2 separate regions of the Homo sapiens genome follow, and region 2 is linked to region 1. A link is a loop called in an ENCODE intact Hi-C map of the cell type or tissue named here. Cell type or tissue: mammary epithelial cell. All regions are shown on one strand. Links, peaks and the distances in the headings refer to the core of each region. The heading gives the core; the rest is flanking DNA.

Region 1 (7,652 bases), core at 1,830-6,829:
CGAAGCAGGAGGATCCCTTGAACCCAGAAATTTGAGACCAGCCTGGCAAGATAATGAGACCCCGTCTCTACAAAAAAAATTTACAAAATGATACAAGTGAGGATGATGTAAGTTTATTTCAGGGAGAAAATGCACAGGAACTACCCACTCCCTGCTGGAATGCAACAGCATGCAAAAGTTTTATCTTTTTTACTTTCACCTATGTGGTTTGCTTTAACTCTTTTCACTGAGGAAATGCCTTGTTTATTAACTTTTCTAGACATAGGATTCATTCATCATTAATGATAATGTGGTTTCCAAGTATTATTTGTCAGAGAAATGTCCACTAGAAATGATAATGGTACTAACTGTGTCCTCTTTCTGCCATCACTTTAATCTTACTCATATCTCTGTGGGAGGATGGAGCTGAAAGATAAACCTTTGGTACATTTTCTAGTTTTGTTTCTGGCTTTTTTTTTTCCTATTTAAAAGTGTTAGTACATTCTCTTATTTGAGGAAATAAAACTAACACATGAAACAAATAGGAAGCAAAAATAAACGGTGCTTAAGAAGGTAGTTAATTTTATGGTACAATAAGGGCAGGCCATTGGTTGGTTTCTTTGTTTAGAGGGCAGTCCTTTTTTGAGGAAGGGGAATATTAGTGGAATGGTCTGGTGATGTTGCTCCTCATCTTGACCTGAGGGAATGTCTTGAACAAGTCAATTAACTTATTTCTTCCTTCTTTCCTCCCTCCTTCCCTTCTTTCCTTCCTCCCTTCTTCTATGTGTAAAATAGAAACAGTAACAACAGTAATAATCTCTTTAGAGAAGCTTGAGAAAAAAAGGTTTCTAAATAAATAGAAGAATGGTTAGCACCATATTTCTGAGTCCTTGTCCATTTTCTTGTTACCGGGAGGTGATCACTTTTTGTGGAGAAAGTATTTTTAAGTCACTTTTTTTTATTTTCTACATTTTTCTAATTTCATGTTGCTGTTTTTAAAATATAAGGAATAGACAAAGAAGGAAGTTTAAGATTAACCATTGCTCTCTGCTCTGTATCAATTTAGGTTGGTCTCCACTCCCCACTGCGCATGTCAGTCAGTTTAAAATATCTGTTATCAGGACCCTGATTGGCATTAAAGGAAAACTTACATAATGAGTTTCACCCAGGGATGATCAACTGCAATACTATTGTGAGTTTTATTTATTTATTTATTCATTCATTCATTCATTCATTCATTCATTCATTCATTCGATGAGATCTTGCTCTGTCATCCAGGCTGGAGTGCAGTGATGTCAATATAGCTCACTGCAGCCTCGAACTCCTGGGCTCAAGTGATCCTTCTGCCTCAGCCTCCTGAGTACCCACCACCACACTCAGCTAATTTTTTAAATTTTTTGTAGAGATGGCATCTTGCAATGTTGCCCAGGCTGATCTTGAACTCCTGAGCTCAAGTGAGCCTCCTGCCTTGGCCTCCCAAAGTTGTAAGATTACGAGAGTGAGCCACTGTGCCTGGATAATTGTCGGTTTTCTAAGAGCTCTATTGCATTGCCCCAGTTTCCTTGGTACTTGCTAAGTTTAGACCTCGGGTGGACCAATTTACATATATGGGAATATGCAGGAAATGCTTTTATCATCTGTTGTATCCTCAAAAGATAGTTCCTAAGGCAGAAGTCTATCTTCAATAGATAGAGTTCAGAGAGACAAATTAATTAATTCTCAGAGGTGGATTGGATAAGGAAATTGTGGTACATATGCCCCATGGACTACTACACAGGCATAAAAAAGAAGGAAATCATGTCCTTTACAGCAACATGGATGCAGTGGGAGGCCATTATCCTAAGCAAATTAATGCCAGAACAGAAAATCAAATGTCACATGTTCTCACGTATAACTGGGAGCTAAACGTTGAGTACACACAGACTCAAAGATGAGAACAATAGACACTTGGGACTCCTGGGGTGGGATGTGGAAGAGAGGTGAGGGTTCAAAAACTAACTATTGGGTATTATGTTCACTACCTTGGTGATGGGATTATTCGTACACCAAACCTTAGTGACACTTGAATTACTCATGTAACAAACTTGAATACATACCCCCTGAACCTAAAATAAAAGTCTGGAAAATGTGTCTCTGTGTGTGTGTGTGTGTATGTATGTATGGATAGATAGATAGATAGATAGATAAACAGACAGACATTATCTGTCTATCTAACTATCTATCTATCATCTATCTAGAATCCAAAATAAAATTAATTCTCAGTTTCTACAACAGATGGTTCTTCAAAGGCTTAGATCCACTAAAGCTATCCAACTTGAACACTTTTGGATTAGGGATGCAACTTAGTGGTGGTGCTGTTTTAATTAGGACACACTATTTGCAGAATCATGAAATGATGGTGTTGGAAGGGACTGTATAGTCCTCTATTGCAGCTTCCCCTTCAGTTGAGGAACTCCTCCGAGAGCATCTGTCACAGACTTGTGAGCATCTTCACTAATAGGAAGTGCATTCCTTTTGAGGTGGTACACAGTTAAACTGTTGCAGGTGTGAAGAAATGTTCTTCATCAAGAGCCTATGTGTTCCTCTCTGTGATAATGTACATTCTTTGCTCTGCTCTCTAGAGCACCACCTTATTTTCATGACAGTCCTTCAAGTATTTCATGACAACTCTCATGGCTTTTGTAAACCTTTATTTCTTCAAACTAAGAATTTCTATTTTACATAACCACTTTTTTTTTAATGTGGTCTTCAGATTTTTCACCCTCTTCTCTACCAAATCTGTTATCCCTTTGAAAGATGTGTCTTACACAGGGTCTAGTTGAGCAGACTAGTATGTCTGTAGAGCTGAACCCTCTATCTACTTACTGGAGGATAATTATGGAGGAGGGGAAAGAGTCTAGCTCAATGCCTGAAACAGTTATTGATTTAAATTTACATAAATGGTTCATGATAAAGCATTTTATGACTATTCAGAATCAAGTTTTTTATTTGAACTGCTAGCAAACTAGGTCTTGTCCAATTTGTACATGGGACCTAATTTTTTGTTTAAGATAAAAAAGCTTCTCTATGTTTTTGCCTGCAAAATTTCATTTGACTTTGAATAATATTGGTTTTTAAACTCATTTTTATATTGACTTTGAATAATATTGGTTTTTAAACTCATTTTATGCCAATCAAAGTCAATTCAAGTTTTTATTCATCATCTGTATTATTAACTAGCCCTCTTGCTTTGGCTATTGGGAAATGTGTAAGTTTGCCTTTGAAGTCGCTTTTCAAGTTGTCAGTAAAATATTTGAATAGGCTAGAGCTAAACACAACACACTGGGAGTTTCTGTTAGGAAAAATTGACATCCATCAACTGACTTGGCCAGTTTTTCTTAGTCTTGTCCATAAGAATCTATCTGAGGCTTAGTTAAATGTCTTCTTGGAACTAAGAGATACTCTAACATACTTGTTTTTTAAAATTTATTTTCTTTTAGAGATAAGGTCTCACTCTGTTGCTCAGGCTGGAGTGCAGTGGCATGATCATAGCTCACTCCTGGGCTCAAGCGATCCTCCCACTCAGCCACCTAAGTAGCTAGGACTACAGGAGCATACCACTATGCCCAGCTAATTTTTTAATTTTTTTTTTCTGGAGACAGTGTCTTGCTATATTGCCCAGGCAGGTCTCGAACTTCTGGCCTCAAACAATCTTCCTGCCTTGGCCTTCCAAAGTGCTGGGATTATAGGCGTGAGCCACGGTGCCCAGCAGGTGGCATCCTTCTAATGATAGACTGATTGACCAGTCTAAAAAGAAAAAAGCATGCTCTCATTTATTAATATCTAATATTATATAGTTTGAGGTGGTATATTTAAGCTCTTTGGACAATAGTTAACCTAATCTAATTTTATCCTTCAAAATCATCTGAACAAAGCCTACCTATGCCCATCTCCATTTCCCTGGCAGCTCCCCCATTCTTTGGGATGTCTCAAAGTTACTAATATTGATTTTGCACACTTGCCCTCAAGTTGTTTCAGAACCCTGGAGTGTAATTTGTCTAAGCTTGAAAAGTTGAATTCACTTGAAGTGACTTCATGCTGTTTTCCTACTATCTTACACCTTAGATGGGGGCTTTGAGTCTTTCTTTTTGATTCTTGTTCTACCATTTTCAGAGAGAAAATTAAATCTAAGCAAAACAGGAATTGATAAGTATAGCTGCCTTCCTGTCACCCTTTATTATTATGTCATATGGCCTGACCACTGGTTTTGTAACATTCTTGTTTGTCTTCTTATTCCAAACAACCTTCTTATAATCTTTATCATTTTTTTTTCTTTCTTCTTGCATGCCTCAGCATTCTGGAATTTAGCCTTTCTGATACTGTGTTTTGTAAGTTCCTACCAACTTGGCAGCATACTCCTGGTGAGGTGAAGCTCCTCAACATTACTACGTCTTACCAAAATCATGGTTTTGTATCTAGACTTAGAAATAGATTATCTGAATTCTCCATCTAGCTGGTGGTTTATAGTATGTGTACTTCCACAAGACTACCATTACTGTTTTCCTTTCTTAATCTCCACTTTTTCTTTCCTTCTTTGTGTTTGATTTTTACATAGATAAATATATTCTGAACATACAGTTTACTTATTATTCATCACTATGAATTGATAAATAAGCATGTGACTTTCTTTTCCTCGTTGCTTTCACTTGGGATAACCTGGTGACATTTCCCAATATAATTCTTCTAAGTCATACCTGTAGGCCTTTTTATTAATATTCCCATTTACTCTCAATCAATTCAGCTAGTTTTTTGTCAAACATGTTCTGCTCCCTTTTCAGGAGGTGAATGATATCTCTTATTAGGAGTTTTTCAATCTGCCAGCTTAAGCTATAGATAGACAACAATATTATGGGGTTTAGAGCAAGTTGCACTTAAGACATTGATGAGGGACCTTAAGATCTGGTCACATTGGATCCCCTCACTCATTTCTGATAAAGAAAATAAAGTAGATCTGATACTGCTAAATGAACAAGGAAGTGGAATTGTCTGTAAGAGTCTTTGAGGACATGGATGGGTCAGGAAAAGTCAAGGAAATCACTAGGCGATGGCCAGGTAGGGAAGTGAGCCATGGACAGGGCTGGAGAATATAAGAGGGAGAAAAAAGTGAGCCTCCATTCCAAGTGATGGTGATGGTGTGAAGCAGTTGTGGTGGTGGACTTGCTTGTGACAGGTGGTGAACTTGTGTGAAATGAAAATAGAAGATCAAGCTGATGCTTGGAAACTGGGTAGGAGGTTTATTGGGGTATTCTGCCAAGGGCTTTGTAACTTGCCACCCAGCTGCTGTCTTTGAGTAGAAAGTCCTCTAGTGGTGAGCCAGTGAGAGGGGCTAAGAGCCATGTCCCCCTTCCCATTCCACTCTGTGTTCTACATCAGAATTTCAGGTCCAGAGCAGTTTTTACAACAAACGAATTCTATTTTTCTTGGCACTATCCACAGTCTCTGTTTACCCTTCTTTCTTTTCTAATCCATTTGCTTATTATAATTATTATTACAACAGAAGCATAACCATTAACAACAATAATAGCTAGCACTTTATGAGCTTTCATTATATGCCGAATATAAGTATTAACTCATTTAATTCACACAACATCCCTGGGAGGTGAGTATTATTATTTCTATTTCACAAATGATGAAACCAAGGCTTAGAGAGGTTGGGTAACTTGCCTAAGGTCACACAGCTAGTAAGCCGTGACTTCAAAGCCATGCTCTCTTTTTTTTGAGACAGAATCTCACTCTGTCACCTAGGCTGGAGTGCAATGACACAATCTCAGTTCACTGCAACATCCATCTCCTGGGTTCAAGCAATTCTTCTGCCTCAGCCTCCCGAGTAGCTAGGATTACAGATGCCTGCCACCACACCCAGCTAATTCTTGTATTTTTAGTAGAGACGGGGTTTCAACATGTTGGCCAGGCTGGTCTCAAACTCCTGACCTCAAGTAATCTGCCCGCCTGGGTCTTCCAAGGTGCTGGGATTACAGGCGTGAGCCACAGTGCCCGGCCCAAAGCAGTGCTCCTAATATCATATTCCCATCTGCCTCCCCTGCTCAAGAGGACCTTACTCTCTCAGTACTGGTGGTATTTGTGGTAAGATATGGAGAAAATGATAACTAAGTATGTATTTCACAATATGTAAAGGTTTTTTCTTTTTTAACAGACATTACATTATTTGATCTAACCAACTCCTATGCCATAACTAGTGTTATTCCTATTTTATGGAAGAGAAAAATAAGGCCGAGAGATTAAATTAAAACTTACAAGGTTTACTTTTATTGAATTAATTTTTAAATTATTGTTATAAAAATAATCCTACAATCCCACAACTTAGAGGTATCTACTCTTATCTCTTCGGGATGTATTTCCCATAGGTGTATATACAAATTTTTGTTTCTTTCTTAAAAAAAGGATTATACTACCTGTACTGTTTTATAACCTGACTTTTTTTACTTCAAAATGTACTATGAATATTTTCAGTGTGATTAAATTTTCTTCTACAATATTATTTTAATAGTATTATTGTTTTGCCTTATGTAGATATTACCATTTGTGCTCCTGACACAGTAAAACAGTAAAGATGATAATATCAAGGGAGAGTATAGTCATTAGTTTCTTTTTTTTTATTATTATCCCCCATACTTTAAGTTCTAGGGTACATGTGCACAACGTGCAGGTTTGTTACATATGTATACATGTGCCATGTTGGTTTGCTGCACCCATTAACTCATCATTTACGTTAGGTATATCTCCTAATGCTATCCCTCCCCCTTCCCCCCACCCCATGACAGGCCCTGGTGTGTGATGTTCCCCACCCTGTGTCCAAGTGTTCTCATTGTTCAGTTCCCACCTATGAGTGAGAACATGCGGTGTTTGGTTTTCTGTCTTTGGCGATAGTTTGCTCAGAATGATGGTTTCCAGCTTCATCCATGTCCCTACAAAGGACACGAACTCATCCTTTTTTTATGGCTGCATAGTATTCCGTGGTGTATATGTGCCACATTTTCTTAATCCAGTCTGTCATTGATGGACATTTGGGTTGGTTCCAAGTCTTTGCTATTGTGAATAGTGCCGCAATGAACATACATGTGCATATGTCTTTATAGCCGCATGATTTATAATCCTTTGGGTATATACCCAGTAATGGGATGGCTGGGTCAAATGGTATTTCTAGTTCTAGATCCTTGAGGAATCGCCAAACTGTCTTCCACAATGATTGAACTAGTTTACAGTCCCACCAATAGTGTAAAAGTGTTCCTATTTAGAGTCATTAGTTTCATATTATTTATACAGTTGGGGTTCAAAGCATACTAGTTGATCAGAACTTTTTTTTTTTTTTTTTGAGACGGAATCTCACTCTCTTGCCCAGGCTGGAGTGCAGTGGCTCAATTTCATTTCACTGTAACCTCCGCCTTCCGGGTTCAAGCGATTCTCCTGCCTCAGCCTCCCAAGTAGCTGGATTACAGGAGCGCGCCACTATGCCCGGCTAATTTTTGTATTTTTAATAGAAACGGGGTTTCACCACCTTGGCCAGGTTAGTCTCAAACTCCTGACCTCAACTGATCCACCTGCCTCGGCCTCCCAAAGTGCTGTTATTACAGGCGTGAGCCACCACACATGGCCTAGAACTTTTCTCAGAGTGA
Region 2 (7,652 bases), core at 1,746-6,745, 410 kb after region 1:
TGAGGCATGTTTGGGGTAGGAACAGGAGCAATCAGGATTTCAGGTTGGACATGTTGAGTCTGAGCATCTGTGAAACATTCAGATAGAGAGGTTAAGTGGGCAGTTGGGCCTATGAGTAGGAGCTCGGGAGAGGTGGACAGGTTCGAGTTTTCGGCAGATTTTATAGAGATGATGTTTAAGGCCACAGAGTGGGATGACCTCACTAAGGGAGAGTGGAGAAGGAGAAAAGAAAAGGAAAAAGGCCAGAACCCTGGGCACTCCAACTGTTATGGGCTGGGGAGAAGAGAGACGAGGAAGAGCCAGCAAAACAAGCTGATGCGTGACCGGGGACACAGGAGGAAAACCAAGAGAGTGTTGTCCAGGAAGTCAACGCAGCACAGGAAGGCAGAGGGCTGCCATGATGAACATACAGGAATGCAAGTGCAGGTCTGAACAGGGCTTGGACATATGAACAACTCAGCAAGTGATAGCTATTTTTTTTTTTTTTTTTTTGAGACAGTGTCTTGCTCTGTCACCCAAGCTGGAGTGCAGTGGTACAATCATGATTCACTGCAGTCTTTACCTCCTGGGCTCAAGCAATCCTCCTGTTTCAGCCTCCCAAGTAGCTGAGACCACAGGCATGTGCCAATACAACCAGCTAATTTTTTAATTTTTTTGTAGTTGTACAAAAAAATTAAATTTTTAAATTTTTTTTTGCTGCCCAGGCTGGTCTCAATCCTCCCACTTTGGCCTCCCAAAGTGCTGGGATTACAGGTGTGAGCCACTGTGCCCAGCCATCATTGTTATTTGAATTACTGTACGAGTAGTGTTACGTGAGCACTGCGTGAGCGGAGGAAGGTGGAAGGCCTGGCAGAGAAACGAGCTCTTTGCTAATCAGATTATCATGGCTAAGAATCTACAGTCAACCAGAGTCTGATGGAGGGGCATCTTTGCTTAGCTACTCGCAGATTAAAGCAATTCTGCCCTGAGGAAAAGGTCCCAGGTTTAGAGACAGGGCCTTTCTGCTCCTTCCGGCCCCCTGCATTCCCCACGGTGGGGAATCTGCAGGCAGGACACTGTTCTGCTGGTGCTCGGTATTGTCCCCCGGCTTGAGCTGTCAGATGATTCCCTGGACCCCTTTTGACCTCTGCCTTTGACCTGGGGATCAGGTGATGTGTGACTGGAGGCAGGTCTGCGCATCCTCTGAGGTGACAGCTCACTTGAGCTCCCCCTTGTCTCTGCCTGTCACCAGGAGAAAACACCCCCTGTTGGGTTTTCTAAACACGCATCAGCTTGGGCGGTGACCCAGCCATAGACACTGAGGAGCGGCTGAAGCAAGGTGTGGCGAAGGTTCCAGCAGAGCCTGGGGAAGGGCCCCCAGAAAGTCAGATTCTCCCCAAGGCCATCTCTGGAGCTTGGCTTGAGTGTGGTTGTCTGCCAGGCTCTGGGGGCCTTGCAGTGGTGACTCATGGGCCATTTTTGGAGCCCAGACAACTGGAGAGATCATCAGACGGTTTGCTGGCTGTCTCATGAGGCTGCACGTGTAGCTCTGCCATCCGTCCGTGTGTCCTCGGCAGCTTGCACATGCCCGTAAGTGCTCAATGTGGGACGCCCATGAAGCCCGGAATGCACGACCCTCTCACTGCCACCCGATCCTTAACCCTCCCAGGCAAGATCTCCAGCAGGGATGGCACTCTCCCATCTCAGCTCTTGTTCCTAGATGTATTCACTTGCTATAGGATTCTGTGCTTTTACTGAGATGCTCCTTGAAGCAAGGGAGCTTCACAGTTAAGGGTCTGTGTTTTTAACATGCGTTGGAGGTGATTCTCATGTGCAGCCGATCTGGGACCTTCAAGTATACCCAGACCTTCCTGCCTGGGGAAGTGCTGACTGGCAGTACCAGTGATTGTTCTGTAGGCTAAATGAGTCCCCAGGTGGGACAGGGAGCGAGATGGGGTGAAAAAGTGCCAGAAAACTCCTCTGTCCCCAAAGATGCCCTCATCTAACCTGCCAATCCCACCTTCAATCCCACCATGGGGGATCACTCAAGCCTGTGGGGCTGAGTGCTGTCCTCTCTAGAACCTCTTAGAAATGCAGCTCTCGGCCGGGCGTGGTGGCTCACATCTGTAATCCCAGCACTTTGGGAGGCTGAGGTGGGCGGATCACGAAGTCAAGAGATCAAGACCGGCTGGGCACAGTGGCTCATGCCTGTAATCCCAGCACTTTGGGAGGCCAAGGCGGGTGGATCACGAGGTCAGGAGATCGAGACCATCCTGGCTAACACAGTGAAACCCCGTCTCTACTAAAAATACAAAAAAAAAAAAAAAATTAGCCGGGTGTGTTGGCAGGCGCCTGTGGTCCCAGCTGCTCGTAGTCCCAGCTACTTGGGAGGCTGAGGCAGGAGAATGGCATGAACCCAGGAGGCGGAGCTTGCAGTAAGCTGAGATAGCACCACTGCACTCCAGCCTGGGTTGACAGAGCCAGACTCCGTGTCAAAAAAAAAAAAAAAAAAAAAAAGAGATCAAGACCATCCTGGCCAACATGGTGAAACCCCGTCTCTACTAAAAATACAAAAATTATCTGGGTGTGGTGGTACACACCTGTAGTCCCAGCTACTTGGGAGCCTGAGGCAGGAGAATCACTTGAACCTGGAAGGCAGAGGTTGCAGTGAGCCAAGATGGTGCCACTGCACTGCACTCCAGCCTGGTCTGGGGACCGAGCTAGACTCCGTCTCAAAAAAAAAAAAAAAAATGCAGCTCTCTCATGAGAGTCCATTCTTCAGCCCCAAGGATAGAGGCTGCAAAAACTGCCCACGTCATCTGGCCCAGGACACATCCTGCCTGTGGGGTGGGCTGACCTCATACCTGCCACATACTGGGAGCCCAGAGTCCTCCCACTCCAGCCCAGCCCAGTCCAGGGCCACCAGCTCTTAGGTTCTGAAGTAGCCCTTTGAGAGGGTGAGGGTGACATGCCATGTCTCTCTGTTCCCATCCTCCTGCCAGTCTTCTCTCCACCCTAGCATTTCAGGCAAAGGAACAGAAAGCCAGTCTGTGCCCCCACCTGACACTCTCTCCAGGAAGTGTCAGGGAGTGGGCTCTGCTGCCTGGCCCCTCACGCCAGGCTTCAGGATGAAAGGAAACTCCAGAATGACAATTTGGGATTATCTAGTGCCCTGGGCCAGATAGTCTCCTGTGAGGATTAGTGGCATCTTTGAAAAGCAGCGGCCACTCCTTTACACAATACCTCCTCTTCAGGGGATCTCCTCCCACTCTCCCATACAGGGAGCTCTGAATCTGCAGAGGACAGCTTATCTTGGAACACCTTTGGGATGGGAAACTGATCACCTTTCAAGGAAGCCCAGTCCATCTGCATCTGTGCTAGAAAGTTCTTCCTTCTACCGACTCAGAAGCAGTCTCCCTGCTGTTTCCTCCTTGCATCACGGAGCAAAGCCTGCTGCTTTTTCCAGGAGCAGTGGGGGCACGAAATGTCCTATTGTTTACGTACCCAAAGAGTGCTTGCTCTAAGCTCCTTCTCCACGAGAACTCTGCAGCTGCCGCTGACCACAGGATGCTCGTTTGGACAATGAAGCCCCTTTCTAATGGGAGGATACTTTCAGGATTGTTGCCCCTAGTGAGCTTCCTACTCCTCCCCTTCCGGTTGCCCCCGGTGTGCCCTCAGGCTCCTGGCAACTCCACTGCTTCACTCAGCCATCACTCCAACTAGCTTTCTATATCTCCATGCCCCTGTGTTCAGTCCTAAGTGGAGCTACTGGATATTTGAGCCTCTCACTCAGCAAGCCTTGGAGCTCCTTCCCTTAAGCCCTACTAGCACCCTTCCCCCATGCATGTAGGTCCCGGGGCCCAGCCACCACTGCAGGCATGGAGGAAGGGGGTGGGCAGTGCACAGGTATCCATGGCAAAGGGCCAGCGGGCTGTATCTGTGGAAACAGAATCTGTAGCCTCCCTCACTGATCCTCTCTGAATCCCCAGCGCTGGAGGGTGTAATTTTTTATTGTGAAATATATATTACAAAAAATTTGACATCTATCTTAGTCCATTTTCTGCTGCCATATCAGAATACTTGAGCCTGGGTGATAAAGAAAAGTAGTATATTTGGCTCACTCACCGTTCTGGTAGCTGGAAAGTCCAAGATCAGGTCTCTGATGAACCAGGGTGACACCAACCAGGAAGCCTGGTATTTTGCAAGAGACAGTGTCTTAACCCAAAGCAATGCATCTATAACCGGGGAATGTCAGGCACCGGTAATGGACAAAAGAGAGATTTGGGGTGAAGGGTCCTCAAATCATACCTCTTGGCAGTTACCTATTTTGATAGACTCAGAAGCCCCAGATTAGGGAAGGTGAAAGTCATTTACTCTAGTACCTCTTCCAGTCCCAAATCCTCTTGAGCTCACCCAGCCTCTGCCTGATCACCTCCAGTGACTGAGAACTCGTCACTTCCAAACCAGCCCAGCCATCTCTGGACTCACCTCTGAAGAGTTCTTTCTTCCTGACTCAAAGTCTGTTCCTATAGCGCCCTCTATGGGTCCCTTATCTACCCCTGGGGCTTCCTCAGGATGAATCCCATCCCATTCCTAGAAGTAGTGAGGTACCCCTTGAATTAAAGACCAGCATTCAGTCACTCTGAGGCATTCTGTTTTCGTGTAACATCCTGAGCTTTGGAAACTCTTCGTTCTAGAACCCCATTTTGGTCTAAGGTGTCCCTTGCCTAGACCTGACCACAGAATCTCAGTCCAGCCACAGCCACAGGGGCCTGTTTTGCCGGAGGTGGCTTGGTCCTTCTCCTCTCCTAGTCCCAGTGCTGAGAAGGGTGTGGAGGAGGAAGGGAGAAACACCAGACTCTGCTGAGTGCCGGCAGTTGTGGAGTTATGTTCTGTGCTAGGCTTTTGCTATGGTCTCAATGTTTGTGACCTCCCAAGTTTCTTTTTCTTTTTCTTTCTCTTTCTTTCTTTCTTTCTTTTTTTTTTTTTTTTTTTTTTTGAGACGGAGACTTGCTCTGTCACCCAGGCTGGAGTGCAGTGGTGCGATCTTGGCTCACTGTAACCTCTGCCTCCCAGTTCAAACGATTCTCCTGCCTCAGCCTCCTGAGTAGCTGGGACTACAGGTGCGTGCCACCACACCTAGCTATTTTTTTGTATTTTTAGTAGAGATAGGGTTTCACCATGTTGGCCAGCCTGTACTTGAACTCCTGACGTCAGGTGATCCACCCACCTTGGCCTCCCAAAGTGCTGGGATTACAGGCTTGAGCCTCGGTGCCCGGCTGACCTTCCCAATTTCATCTGTTGAAACCTAATCACCAGTGTGATTGTACTAAGAAGTGGGGCCTCTGGGAGGTGATTAGGTCACAAGGACAGAACCCTCATAAATGGGATTAGTGCTTTTATAAAAGAGACCCCAGAGAGATCTCCTGCCCTTTCCACCATGTGATGAACCAGAAAGGGATCCTTCACAAGACGTCGAATCTGCCAGTGCCTTGATCTTGGACTTGCCAGTTTCAGGTCCCTGAGAAATAAATTTCTGTTGTTCGTAAGGTTGGCATTTTGTTATAGCAGCCTGAGGGGACTAAGATAACTTTTTGCATGTATTATCCCATTTAAGCGATTAGTCCCACTTTACAGGTGAGGAAACTGAGGCTGAAAGAAGTTAAGATTCTAGGACTCTTGACAAAAGTTTTGTGTAAACAAGAGTCGCTACAAAATCACTTTTCTAATAGCAGCAGCAGCAGCAGCAGCAGCAGCAGCTTCCTATTTGCTCAAACTGGGAGGTAAAAGCAGAGGGAGAAGATGGTCTTTATATTTAGAGTTACCTAAGGGACTTCCTGAGCTGGGAGGGGGTGAGCGGGATTCCAGTGCTTCAGAGAGGAGCTGCTGGGCTGTGGGCAAGACCCTGGCTGGTGTGGAACTATGCAGCCCCCAGCCCTGGCTAAGCCCCGCCTCTCAGGCCCTGGAGGCAGAAAGCTCCTCAGCCTGGCCCCTCCGGGATTCTGGATCCAGCTGTCCTGGTTGCTGCCTAACTTTCAGCCGTGTGTCCAGCATATCTGTGAACTGATCTGGGGCCAGAGCTCAGGGAAAAACAGAGGTAAGTTGTGGTGGGGACCTCCCCAACCCCTACGCACACACACGCACACACATGCGCAGCAAGACTCCTCCCTGGAGGTGGAAGTAGCGGTGATGTCAGGCTCCCGGACTTGTGTATTCAACCCGGTGAGTTAACAGGAGAAAGAGCAGAAGCCGGGGGCGGGAGGATGTTGAGGCTCCTCTCTGTTCCCGCCTCTCTACCCCTTCTCCAGTCCCCTTCAGTAGTGGGTCAGGATCCTGGCCTAGACATGGAATTCCCTAATCAAGTAGAAAGAGGGGTCTAAATAAGCGGAATTGGGGTGGGAGGAGCCGGGCCAGTTCTGGTGGGGGAGAGGCCGCCTCCTGCTCCCTCGGCTGCCTCCTCAGCCTCCCTGCTTGTTGGCGGCTCACACACCCTTGGCCAGGTGAGGCGGGCGTGGGCCTGCAGCCTGGGCCTGCTCAGCTGTGGACCTTGATTGTTTCTTACTAGATGACCTGTTTCTCACCACTGGAGCTACTGAAGCTCACAACCAATTTGGGAGGGGACAGGCATAGTGACTGTTTGGCCCATGGTGGCTCGTGGTGCTGTGGTCATTAGCCGGGAGTAAACGGAGTCTGTCCCACCTGGCCCACGAGGGCACCATGTCAGGGTTTGGGCACATAGTGGTATGTGATAATGAGCTTTGTTACACATTCCCTTGGTACTTCAGTTTTCCTATCTGTAAAATGAAGGCAACAATATCCACCTTATGGGTTTGTTATGAAGATTAAACAACAAATCAAGACACGAAGCAACTGCCTGGCACTTAGTAAGTGCTCAGTCAATGCAGGTTACTATTGTAGTTATCATCATCATTATGACAAAGATTATGGTTATTATTCTTGCTTGTCCTTTGGGCACATACTTCCCTCAAGAATGCATTGGAAGCTGGGTGCGGTGGCTCACGCCTGTAATCCTAGCACTTTGGGAGGCTGAGGCAGGCAGATCTCCTGAGGTCAGGAGTTTGAGACCAGCCTGGCCAACATGGCAAAACTCCATCTCTGCTAAAAATACAAAACTAATTAGCCAGGTGTGGTGGCACATACCTGTAGTCCCAGCCACATGGGAGGCTGAGGCAGGAGAATTGCTTGAACCCAGGAGGTGGAGGTTGCAGTGAGCTGAGATAGCGCTGCTGAACTCCAGCCTGGGTGACAGAGTGAGACTCCGTCTCAAAAAAAAAAAAAAAAGAATGCATTGGGTTCATTGGGTTCAGACGCTCTTGGGCTGTGGTCTTCCAGCTGTAGCCTCCCATTTCTATGACCTAGCATGTCTACATTCACACTGACTATTTTTTTCCTCATCCTTTGTGGGAAACCTGCTTCTCCTCCTGAATGCCCCAGTTTGGTGAATGGCACACTATCCCTTAATGCATGGCGTCCCTTCCGTATCCTTCCCTTCCCTCAGCCCGCTGTGCTCAGCCAGTGTGCAAATCACATCTGGGCCCAGCTACCCCACTCCAGGAGGAGTTGGTCACTCACTCACCTGCACCTGGAGTGCTTTTCCATAAGGCCAGAGTAGTGCTTGTCACATATGCTGTCATTTTTGTTTTTAAGCCTAT

What was found. Peaks named below come from ENCODE experiments on the same cell type or tissue, not always from the same donor. Only the 100,000 strongest peaks of a DNase experiment are listed, where the experiment ranks them.
Region 2: it touches region 1 in a loop (9-fold over the local background); 1 of 110 quality-filtered maps calls a loop at or near these places.

The regions. Positions count from the first base shown.
Region 1 is chr2:44,556,843-44,564,494 of GRCh38, forward strand. All of the region lies in intron 3 of CAMKMT (calmodulin-lysine N-methyltransferase), which reads left to right. Among named protein-coding and RNA genes, the nearest start is that of CAMKMT, 200 kb to the left of the region's middle. In mammary epithelial cell, for the core only: a CTCF peak has its summit at 3,738 (motif pointing right); no DNase peak of the experiment used is centred there; H3K27ac peaks cover 377 bases.
Region 2 is chr2:44,969,739-44,977,390 of GRCh38, forward strand. No RefSeq gene overlaps it. Among named protein-coding and RNA genes, the nearest start is that of SIX3-AS1, 32 kb to the left of the region's middle. RefSeq lists enhancers at 2,594-3,461, 5,414-6,189, 6,190-6,965. In mammary epithelial cell, for the core only: a CTCF peak has its summit at 4,531 (motif pointing left); a DNase peak (open chromatin) is centred at 4,483.